2 separate regions of the Mus musculus genome follow, and region 2 is linked to region 1. A link is a loop called in an ENCODE intact Hi-C map of the cell type or tissue named here. Cell type or tissue: left cerebral cortex. All regions are shown on one strand. Each heading gives the region's core, and the rest is flanking DNA. Links, peaks and the distances in the headings are about the cores only.

Evidence for each region. A loop is a pair of places that touch in the nucleus more often than their neighbours do. Peaks named below come from ENCODE experiments on the same cell type or tissue, not always from the same donor. Only the 100,000 strongest peaks of a DNase experiment are listed, where the experiment ranks them.
Region 2: it touches region 1 in a loop (3.0-fold over the local background); 3 of 42 quality-filtered maps call a loop at or near these places.

What each region holds. Positions count from the first base shown.
Region 1 is chr15:72,546,254-72,552,185 of GRCm38, reverse strand. Kcnk9 (potassium channel, subfamily K, member 9) reads left to right here and starts at 4,487. Exons shown (of 2, transcript NM_001033876.2): 1 at 4,487-5,932. The coding sequence starts at 5,907. In left cerebral cortex, for the core only: a CTCF peak has its summit at 2,615 (motif pointing left); DNase peaks (open chromatin) are centred at 2,575, 3,026 and 3,826; H3K4me3 peaks cover 13 bases.
Region 2 is chr15:72,080,918-72,086,849 of GRCm38, reverse strand. It overlaps a transcript of Col22a1 not described here. Among named protein-coding and RNA genes, the nearest start is that of Col22a1, 50 kb to the right of the region's middle. In left cerebral cortex, for the core only: a CTCF peak has its summit at 3,026 (motif pointing left); a DNase peak (open chromatin) is centred at 3,005.

The DNA.
Region 1 (5,932 bases), core at 1,475-3,974:
AAGAGGGGTCAGCCTTGCTAGTGGATTTTCAGCATGAACATGCAAGGTCAGTGTGTTCAATAGAGAGCTCTGGCTTCCTGACAGAGAGCGGGCATGTTCAGCTGCAGGTGGGTCACCAGGAAGAGGGAATCTGCCAGACCCTGGTACTCAATAGATGCTCCAGACTGTGCTACGGAGCTGGTTCAAGTCAAAAGAGAGTCTAAATTAGTCTCTAGAACCAAGACTGCTCATTTCCTTGCATGCCTTTAGCCTGGAGCAGTGGCTTTTGAAATGGCTTTCTGGGACCTGATGCTGCTTCACCCACAGGTAGTTCCATCCTTGAGTGAGTTTGGGAGTCCCCCATAATAGTACTAGTATTAGTGTGTGTGTGTGTGTGTGTGTGTGTGTGTGTGTCTGTGTGTGTGTGTGAGAGAGAGAGAGAGAGAGAGAGAGAGAGAGAGAATCCTTGTTAGCAGACCAAAGCCTTTCAGAAGACCCATATTCTCCTCTGCTTAATTCAGTGTTGGTGAAATGGGGTACCCACAGAACACACTCACTCACATATGAATTGTTTGGGAAACGCTGGGTAAGCTTTCTGCCCCACATTGGGGTGCTTTTCTTGGAATCTGACAGGGCTGGAAGGTTGAAATGAAGGCAGACTACCCACTGCGCCGATTGCATGGCTTTGGAGCATGTCTAAGGCTGGAGGGAGCTCCTGTTTAGGGGGCTTCTATTGGCCACTTTTCCTGTTGTCATTCTAAAATACTCGGAGACAAAGCAACTTGAGAAAGGAAAGGCTTCTTTTGACCCCCCCTTTCAGGGTAGATAGCTCATCATTACAAGGACAGCATAATGGCAGGAGCTAGAGGTAGCTGGTCATATTACATCCACAGGCAGGAAGCAGAGAGTAAGCACTAGTGCCCAGCTCATTTTCTCCCTTTTAGTCAGTCCAGGACTCCAGCCCAAAGAAAGCTGCTGTTCACAGTTAAGGTGGGTCTTCCTACATCAATCAACCTACTGTAGCTGATCCCTCCGAGCTGTGCCCAAAGGCTAGCCCATTCTAGATTCTATCAAGTTGACAATCAGTATTAACCATCCAGGGCTCCCTGGTAGGAAGCTTCCACTTCCAGCTGGGGCTATGAGAGAACTCAGCTTCACCTGCAGAACGTGGGGATAGTTCTGTGCCCTCTGCCTGCATTCAGAGAGGGAGATATGAATGCGACAATGCATTTGGCACTCCCAACGATTCATGATGTCCAGGGAGCCTCTGACAGTGCTGGCTTCTTCTCAGCCAAAAGAAATTGCCCTGGGCTAGCAGTGGCACCAGCCTGGGATAATTGGCACAGAGTGCTGTACTTCCCTCTCTTGGTTCCCTCCCTCCCTCCCTCCCTCCCTCCCTCCCTCCCTCCCTCCTTCCTCCCTTCCTCTCTCTCTCTCCCTTCCTCCTTCAGTCCCTTCAGCAGCAACCCCTGTGGTTAGACACACAGTGGGGTGTGTGTGTATGAAGAAGTACTGGCTTGGGAGTTCTGTCCTCATGCATTGTGGGGCTAGGATATGCCCTCTCTGGTGAAAGGGCTGGAGGAAGGGTTGCAGACATGTGTGTACAGAACAGAACAAACAAGTAGGCGGCAGAGTTATAAAACCAGGATGTGTTTTATTAGCTAATAAGATGCATCTGCTTTTATTAAAGAGAGAGCCAAAGTGGAAGGGAGGTCTAGGGACTGACTCCCAAAGGGGCACAGAGAGGCTGTGAGCCCACTCACTGGCCACAGCTGTGCCCTGTATTGATGCCCTCAAAGCCTTTCTCTTCTTGTCTCTGCTCCTCCTTAAACCTCTTACTCATGCCCAAGTCTAGTCAAGATGCCCCAGGGTTACACCTACGAACCTGCAGCACTACGGGGGGGGGGGGGGAGAGCTGTCATTGACTCAAAGGTGGACAGGGGAGCCCATGCCAGACAAAAGACAAAGACAGGAAGAATTTCTGAGCTTAATTGGCAATTATCCAACAGACAAAAACACTGTACTGTTTTTTGGGGTTTTTTTTGAGCATTAAAAAAAAATCCGTGGGTTCAGCACGTAACCCTCGGAGGTGAAACTCCCAGAACTACCCCTGGTGTGTGTGTGTGTGTGTGTGTGTGTGTGTGTGTGTGTGTGTGTTTGTTGCCACCATCCTAGCAAGCACTCACTGAGCATCATCCTGGAGTGGGAACTGAGCATCTTTCCCAAGAGAATGGGGACTAGGGATGCAGGCCGAATAGTCAGGACCCAGGCTCCTCTCCAAGGAGTCAAAAGACATTCAAAAACTGGGTTGTGCGATGTGGACAAGAAACTGGAATCCTGGAGGAAACTCTGGAAAGAAGCCCGGGGACAATGGGTTCTAGATGGGAGTAATTCTGTGGTCTTGGACAGGAGGCCTTTCCTTCACCTATAAAACAAACTGAAGTGCCTTTCCGTCTTTCCAAAACGCTGTGTGGAACTGGAGCTTCTCTGAGCAAAGCCTGGACTCCAGTCATCAGAGCTCAGCCCATCCCCCACAGCTCCTGCACTTGTCTTTGGGGACAGCTTGGACCTCGCTGCAGTCTGGTTGGCTCAAACGTGGGCAGATCTGTGGGTCGGAGTCTAGCGCCCCCTGGTGGCGCCGAGACGCACAAGCCCTATCGGACCTCTTGCTGGCCCGACGGTCAGGCCATGACTCAGGGTGCCACCGCTGCCAGAGCAGCGGGAGGCCTGACTGGGGTTCCGTCGTAGGCTGAGCCACGACTCAATTAATTACCAGCTGCTGGGAATCTTTGTTGCTCGCTTGTGGTGACTCACTCCGCAGCCAGGCTCCCTTGCAAAGCACGGGGGCCTTGGCTTCCAAAATGAATTTTGGGGAGCGCACCTGATCAGGTGGAGCTCCCCATCCGGGTACCAGGAAGACCACACGGAGACTTGACTGTTCAGGAATAGCTCACAGCGCCCGATGCCCCTGCCCTGTGGTGCACTCATGATCCTTTAAATTTTACCTGGGAGCATACATGAAGCCCCTAGTCCATCGGGCTATGCGTCTGGGTAGACAGAGGCTGGGGCATGGTCTAGGAAGCTGAAGAACACAGGGTTTCTAAGTCTCCGAACTCTTTCAACAGCTGGGGACGATTCACAGGCTGCTCCTATCTCCATGGACAGCTTCTAGCTCCCGCCTTTTAGCTGTTGCTTGGTGGTCACCAGATCTCTTCATCAGCGTCCATGGCTAGGGACAGAGAAGATAGCCTGGTCGAGGAAACCAAAGCCCGGGGTCTCAAAAGCGTGATTCTGTCTGTCCCAGTCCGCAGCAGCACTGCTCTAGGGGAGCTTTGTGAGCAAGAAAACCTCTGGGCAACCTAAAGAGGATGGGTGGGTGGGGAACCCAGAAGACCTAAACAGGAATCCTGGCTTCTTCCTTAAACTCAAAGGCTAGTAGCTCCCTGGCCAGATCCTCCTGTTCTATTTCCAAGCCTTAACCTGGAGGGTGCCTCGCCGGGGGAGCGCGCGCGGGGGGGGGGGAAGTTCCTGCACTCTGCTCCTCAGCAGAGGAATCAAGAAATGAACAGTGAAGAAGCGCGCGCACTGGGGGAAGTGGGGATGGGGGGTGGGGGCGGGGAGGCTACTGCTGGAGAGGGGAAATGAGAATTCCTGTCCATCCTTTCTTGAGGTGTAACTCTTAAAAGTGGTGGTCTGCGAGATCTCTAGGGAAAAGTAGCGGGGAAGGGGGGTAGCAGGTGCAAGACCACCCGGGACACAGCCACTATCCGAACTAAGGTGGCTGTCAAAACCCCAACAATCTAGAAGGCAGTATCCAGTAGGGCGCTGCTGAGCCAGGTGGCTGCTGCAGCTGGACGTGTGTGTGTGTGTGTGTGTGTGTGTGTGTGTGTGTGTGTTACAAGGGGGAGCGTGTGGCCACTGCTGTTGCACTCTCCAGGGCTCATAGCCCCTTCCTTTTCTATTTCCAACTCTCCCGGTTTTTGTTGTTGTTGTTGTTTTCCCCCATAAAAGGTTAATCTGTCTCCACTGGTCAAATTCGTTTTTCATCCCCAGCTGCAGGGCCCTCAAACTCTCTCTTCACTTTGCCAAGGTTGGGTGCGCTCTTAGGGGAGCAGTACTTTTTCAGAAGGAAGCCACTTCATCCCCATCTCAAACCCTCTAGCAGCTGGCCTCCCATCCCCGAACCCTAGCAGCACCTAGTTCAACCCCTTTCCTTTTCTCTCTCTCTGGCCATCACTCCTGGGCTCCTTCATGTGCACCCTGCGCAGTACCAGGTCTGCTGCAGGAGCTGCCACTGCCGCCTCACCAGCTGGCTGGGGACCAGGCGGGAGGTGGCGCGACCCAGAGGCTGCAGGAGGGAGGGAGGGAGGGAGAAAAGAGAGGAGGGAGGGAAGCCGGTCCTCGGAGTAGCCTGCCCCCCTCCCTCCCGCCGGAGCGGGGCCGTCAAACGCAAACACGCGCGCACGCACACCCGCGAATACATACACTCGGGCTCCCTCCGGCGCGCACGCACAGCGCCTCAGGCAGACCAGAGCGGCGGCTGCCTCTCTGGACTCCTGGACGCCAGAGTCTTAGGATCCTCGGGCAGCTGATGCGCCTTTGCCTGTCCCCATCCCTACCCTTCAGTTCCTCCAGGGCTGCGGGACCCCTCCCGCCGCCGCCGCCACCTCGCCCGCCACCCGGCGAGGAGCTGGCTGGCCGGCCGCTGCCGCGCAGTTCCCTCTTCGTCCCCGAGGTAGCTCCGTCGCGGCTCCTGTCTTGGGCTTCGTCGTGTTCCTGAGCTTCAGAGGCTGAGCAGAACAAACTTCGCAGATCGGCTGTCGCGCGGCGGGCACCCCGCGTGCCCCGCGCGCCCAGGTGGGCACGGGGCTTTCGGATCTTGGGGCATCGGGTTTCCTCGCCCGTTGCCCCTGCTAGATAGACTTTATCCCTGCTTGCAGGGATTCTAGAGACTCCTTCACTTAGCAAACTTTCTATTTCCCCCAACCCAAAGGGGGTGAAGAAAGCTAGAGGGAGAAGCAGGTCCCCGCGGGGCAACCGCCACACTGGAGGCGATTAGCTGGGCCCCGCTAGCCGGGGAACGCATCAGGGATGGGGAACCCCTCCCCGGGTCTCCCTCTGTCCCGGCTACCGATCCTGCCCCAACCGAGCCCGCAGGCTCGAGGGGCGAGGTGCCCAGGACCAGACAGCCCGCGCGGAACGAGCTTGGGCCATCCATCCGCACAACCATCCGCACTGGGGCAAACCGCTTGACCCAGGCCTGGCATAGGGTGTCCCGGGTTCAGGATCGCTGGCCTCCGCGCCAAAGCAATGTCATCAACATGTCCACCATTTCGCGCGCCCCGGTGGTGATCACCACGCCCGCGGACCCCCCTGTGTACGCGGAATCCGTTGCACTGGGTGCTCCCGAAGAGCCCGCTGTGCCCGCGGAACCCGCTGCGCCGGCGGAACCCGCTGCGCCCACGGAACCCGCTGCGCCCGCGGAACCCGCTGCGCCCGCGGAACCCGCTGAGCCCGCGGAACCCGCTGAGCCCGCGGAACCCGCTGAGCCGGCGGAACCCGCTGCGCCCGCGGAACCCGCTGCGCCCGCGGAACCCGCTGCGCCCGCAGAGGAAGCCGAGCCTGCCGAGCCCGGGGCGTCCGCTGGTCCCGCAGAATCCGCAGAGTCCGGGGAGCCCGGTGAGGTCGTTGAGTCCCAGGAGCCCGCGGCACCCGGGGAGACCCCTCAGCCTTCAGGTGGTGGTGAAGTTCGTGAAAGTGATGATGCCCAAGAGGAGACCGAAATTTCCAACATCAGCTGTGGCATCTGCTGCTACCACCGCTTGCAACTTCGACTCCATCGTAGAGGAGGCTTGGTCAGCGCCGCGCTGCATTGGGATTCTCGTGGTCTGGTCCAACTTCCCTTTAGCATCTCCTTCTTCGCGGCCATGAAGCGGCAGAACGTGCGTACCCT
Region 2 (5,932 bases), core at 1,573-4,072, 470 kb after region 1:
AAAGGGCTGGGGTGTTGAACTTGGAAAAAGAAATATATAACTTTGGCATGGCTTTATAGTCTAAAACAGGGACAAACAAGGACTTATTTAATCCATTTGACTAAAAAGTATATGAAAAGATATATTCATAGACCAGGTCATGTTCATAGATATTAAAAACATTCCAGGTTTGGAATATGGTACAAGCATCCTGGTACTGGTCAACAGTCCAGGCTGGAAGTTAGGTAGGAAGATATGAGAATGAGCTTGAGGTTGGGCTCAGAGGGGTCACCATCTGTCGGCCAAGGCTTTCTCTCTGGGGACACCTAGTATGTTTCTTATTGCTGTCAGGCATCTAGATCCCTAAACAAAAACCAACTTAGGGAAGTGTTTATTTTAACCCACGGTTTGAGGCCACAGCCCTTCAGGGCAGGAAGGTCATAGGTTCAGGAACATGAGGCAGCTGGTTACATGGTAGGGAGTAGGAAGAGACTAGTGTCAGGGTCTAGCTTGTTATCTCCTTTGTACATATTAGAGGACTCACGCCCGTGGAATACTGCCATCCACAAGTACCGTAGGTCTTTCTTCTTTAATGAATCTAATCTAGATGAGATTCACAGACATGACTATGGTGATCCTAAATCTCATCAGGTTGATGGTGAGATTAAACATCCCAGTGTACTGACAAACAGCAATAATATGGCCACAGAATAATAAGCACGGAAACTCATTAACACACTTTGTATTATTATTACGTTGTTGTTGTTGTTAATCTTAATACGATAGGGTTTCACTCTCTAGTTCAGAATTTGAATTTGTAGTCTCTTTCCAGTGCTGGGTGGGATCGCAGGCATGCACCACCACACACAGCTATTTTTCTCTGTGCTATTCTGTGTTTTAAATACTACAGATTACAAGGGTAGAGATGCATATCCAGGAAAAAGAAAATGTTCAGATGGTACATAAGAGCAGGTGGTAAAATGTGAATTTCTCTTCACCTCTCAGCACAGTGCCCCAAAGACTCTCAGCTCCTCTGGGAGTGTTACTAGCCCAGGCTGCAGCTACACAGACATCTAACATAACCAGGCACACATTACAACCTGACCTTCACGATTCATGTCTCTCATCAAGTAGTGCACCTTATTCATTGAAACAGCCGAACAAATCTCATCACGTCGAATAGAATAGATTCCTCTCCAAGAGAGACTATCTCTTTTATTTCATAACCAAGCAAACCTCCATCTCTTCTTGCCAGGCCCTCAGCCCTCAGCCCTCAGCCCTCTGCCCTCCCTGTCTAATCTCTACTCTCCTTTAGTCTGCCCTGCACACCTCAGTAAAACCCACTGTTCTAAATCAAAGTCCTGGATGCTCATCTTGGAAGATACCACTGCAGTTTGACACCTTCTCAGCCATGAACTTGGAATATACCTCTTAAACACTCTGTGTTCCTGCTCCCTCTGTCGTTGCGTTTTATGTTATCATTACATAATTCCTGAGCCTTCATACTTTAGTGAAGGTGGCTATTTAGTTCATAGTTCTGTATACTCAAAAGTCATAGGTAGAGTAGATTCATAGTAGATTACTCTGTAATGAGGGACCCTTCATTGGATCATGATTTGAGAGACGGAAAGGGAAGCCACCATGTGCAGAAGGGCCTGCTGTGTAGGAGGGCTAACTTTATAAAAATCAGTTGGGAAAACACATTGCTAATCCCTTCCAGATCATGCCTACTATGTCACAACTTCACCAGCTCTCATCGCCTCAGTCTTAGACACACAATCAAGAAGATCAAGCCTATGGCTGCCACATGAGCCCTCAGAGATCAAAGCAAATGGGGGCCATCACAGATGCTTGCCTCATTGACCTCCTATAAGAGAAAGAGGAAAGGGAGATGATACAGGCCAATCGTGTGCTCAGAACAATGCCGGACAATTCAGTGTTCAGGGTCCAGCAGCTGCCATAATTAATGAGTATTTACTTGTTCTCAGTGTCTACTTATAAACAAACCTGAGGTTTGTATCCGATGCCTTTAAAACTATGGACTCAGCTTGAGGGTCAACTGCACTGTCTATGGTTGGTCTTTCTTGACTGCCCTCAGCCTTTTCCTACAGGCCCCTGGATTCTGAGCCTTTACTAATGTCCTGAGGATATCACTAACACCTCTCCTTCCACCCTACTGTTTCTGACTCCTGTGCAGCTCTGTACTTAGATGCTTGTCTTAGCTCTAAGCTACTACCTTCACCTGTGGTCCTTATTCCTGCCCATTTGTTCCTCCCTCCCACCACCAACATAATTTCCTTTAGGTTCAGGTACCCTGTGGTTATGGCATGAGCCTTTTCAACCCAGATTAGTGGTGCATTGGGCCACCACTCTATATAATGCATCATAGCCCAGCAACTAAGTTCCCTGCTACCTATTCATAGGTAGCTTCCCAGTCTCACTTGCACAGTGAGGCCTCTGGAGGAGCCCCACTGCATATCAGGTACCCTTCTATCCTTTCTCTATGCCTCCTGGTCTCTGTGATGGTTCCACCTCCTTATAGCCAACATATCACCCACCACCTACACCAAGCACCAATTATAAAGCAGTTATCAATAATAGTTAGCAATCAATCAACAGCTAAGCACACAGTCAGTGCTATTCCGGCTTTATGTGGACGAATCTACCAGGACAGTCTTAGGTACCATTATCCCTCTCATCTTATATATTAAGTTGCAGTCAGAGGCCGAGCTGTGGGCCTCTGGCAATGGGATGAAGACCATCCTCTCTCCTAAGTCTCACACTTCTGTGTCCTTTACATCTGAATTTACAGACACTAAAGTCAGCTTCCCAAGCAAATACAAGCTGTTTTCCCAGCTAAAACTGTCTCTAAGCAAGATGACAGTCATCCTTCATTATCTTCATTCTGCCTTCCTGGCCAGCCTCAGACACTGCGGCTGATGCCTGTTTTCATTCCAGAAAGTTCCTCCCCAGGTGATCCCTGCACAGGCTCAGTATTGCCACACTGCAGGGGTGAGCGGAGCACATAGGAAGTTCTTTGCTGCCCCCTGCTGTTCAGCATGAGCTATGAGGGGGGAAAGAACCTGACAGATTGTCTTCCTCCCCCAAATGTCGGTCTCAGTTTCCATGGATCTTGTTTTGCAGAGGTCTCTCTTAATGCAGTTTAGTTTAGTGTAGCATTTTCCAGACTTGATTTCCATCTCCTCGTGGCAGATGCTTAAGCGAGTCCCCCAGCTAACCCAGGTTGTAGCCCAGCATAGGGAAAGTACACTCAACAAAAAGCCCAAACAGGGATCTGATAGATGCCAACTCTCTCCTCATATGAGACTGGCCACCGAAAATGTCATTTTCTAAACATCTCTCCATATTAAAGACGGATTAAATCAACACTTCACTGTGCTGTTTAAGAACTGCTGGGCTGTTGTGATCATAAAAAGATAAAGAAATAATAAGATATGTTCTATGGGGGTGTGGTGAGGTGTGGGAGAAAGGGGTGCCTTAGCCAGCCCATGCCAAGGCATTCTTCCCCCTGAGAGACCAGCCACACTATGGTATAGCATAGAATAGAGTTTATTTAGGACATGGGGAGGGGAGTTAAGAGAGTAGTAGAGGCAGAGAGAAGGAAAGAGAAGTAGAGGCCAGCCATGACCACGGGGAGAGAGGGGGGAAGGGAATGGAGAGGGGGGGAACAAGGGGGCAAGAGGCAAGAGAGTAAGAGAACAAGAGAGAGAGGAGGGGGCAAACAGACACTCTTAGAGTGGGCCAGACCTACCTGGCTGTTGCCAGGTAACTGTGGGGTGGAGCTTAGACAGAATCCCAACATGGGCCACTGGTTTGTCCTCTGTTTCAGCTGGAGAGAAAAAAAAGGGCCAAATGTTAAGGAGGGCACCAAGCAACACAAAGAAAGGAAAGGAAACCACAAATATCCCTGTGTTAACATCCTTTCACTTGAGAAGTGGCTCACCTGTGAAGTCTTCATTGTTGGTAGAAGAGCTGATGCTCAAAGTGCTAGACACTGGTTGGGGAAGGGATCAAATCCCCAAAGGAAGAGAAGCCTAGTGAATAAAGGATGGACAGTAAATGCAGACCAAAGAAGGCTCCTGCACTTGTCTTCATGGTCCCCTGACCTGGAGGTGCCTGGCGGCACCTGGCGGCAGGTGTGCCTGACAACTTAACTCCCGCAGCCAGTCCCAGAGACCCAGGTTAAATGACGAATAAACAAAAACAAAAACAAAAAAACAAAACCCCTCACCTCCAGCAAAGCTGTTGGCACCTGGAAATGGAGATGAAAGATGATCTGCATTCAAGGACCTCACGACTGTCTCTTTGAACTCCAGAACTATCTCTCATTTCAGCATTGAGGTTGCCTCCCACACATCAGTACCAGGAGCAGAATCCAGGCCCCAGATCCAGGATCCAGCTCTCTGCTGCTCTCTGGTTCCTCATTCTTTCTCTTGCTTTCTTTCTCTCCTCCCAACTTCCCTCTTCCTCCCCCCTCCCTCCGCTCCCCTTCTCTGTGTGTTGTTTTTAGATTATTTATTCAATAGTGCATAGTAACTGTACAACAGTATGAGTCTAACATTTCCATAATGCTCACTGGTCATCTCATCTCCATTCTTATTGCACCCTCCCCTTAATCCATCCATTATACCTTTCCCAAATAGTCCCCAATCGACTTTTAGGTCTCTTTGTAAAAGCTGGCTCTTTACATATGAAAGAAAACATGCATGAGGTAGAGTGACTGTCAGACTACAATCTGGCCATAAGGGGAACTTAGTGTACTTTTGACACATCACCGCTTGTGCACACTGCCTAGTCAGTCATGTGCAGCCCATGAGGAGGAGATGGATTTTAGATGATGGGGAAATGTTTCAGGGAGGTTCTGGAAAGACGTTTGGTTGCCACAGGCTCCTGGCCACCTTGGACTCAAGTCAATTTCTCCATTTCCTGTGTCTGTGGGGTGGGAAAGTAGCCTCTTTGAGTGACCACCTCCCCTCCGAGATTATTTCCCTTGCCAGCCCTGCCACCCTCATATACCTTGTCCAACAGTTTCAGTATTCATACCTGTGTCACTAAGATTTGATTACATAACATTGGACCCCCTCATACACAGCTCCAACCTCAGGTACTCCACTGTATGAAGTTTGAAGAATCACACAGGTTTCAGGCTGTGTGACTATAGCAGACTGGCTTAGGGAAGAAGGACTCGTACAGACACCCTACAGTGTGAATGATGGACCTTACCCTAATAGGATCTGAGAGCTAAGGTTTCAGGGCTGCCCTTCGAGACTCCTGAACTCTAGACAAATCCCTGAGTCTCATTCTCATCTTCATTTTTTTTCTTCTCTTTTTTTCCTTTTTTTTTAACCTTCAAAATGTTAAGGCAGTACTGGGATTGATAGTCAGAGAAAAAATAAAGGAAAATTAAACTAAACCCACACACGACTCAATAGGAAGCAGCTTTCTGAACGTCTGAAGTAAATGTTCTTTATAATGAATTAACACATACCTACCTCAGCATAGGTGCCCATGTTGAATAAGAACTGCTATTTTCTAATACTCTTGGGTCCATTGGGCAGTGATGTTTACAAAGTGTTATGTCTTTTACCCTTCAAAGTATGTAAGTGGCTCCGTAGGGGTTGTAGCTGGGAAGGACTATTGGCTGCCTCCCTCCTTTGGAAGCTGGCATGGAGCCTTGTGGTGCCATGGTTACTGGTCCCCAGGGATGGAGTATTAGGACAGATCCAGCTCAGGTTCTCTAGGTTCTGTAATGCTTAGGAACATGGCTATTTAACTATGTGTATGCAAATGAACGCTGGTGCTATTGGAGCCAGCGGATTTTGATTCCTCTAGGAGCTGGAGTTACAAGTAGGTCTGAGCTGCAGGACATGGGTGCCAGGAAAAGAACTCGGGTCCCATGAGTGAGTAGCACTCTTAGCTGCTGAACTGTATC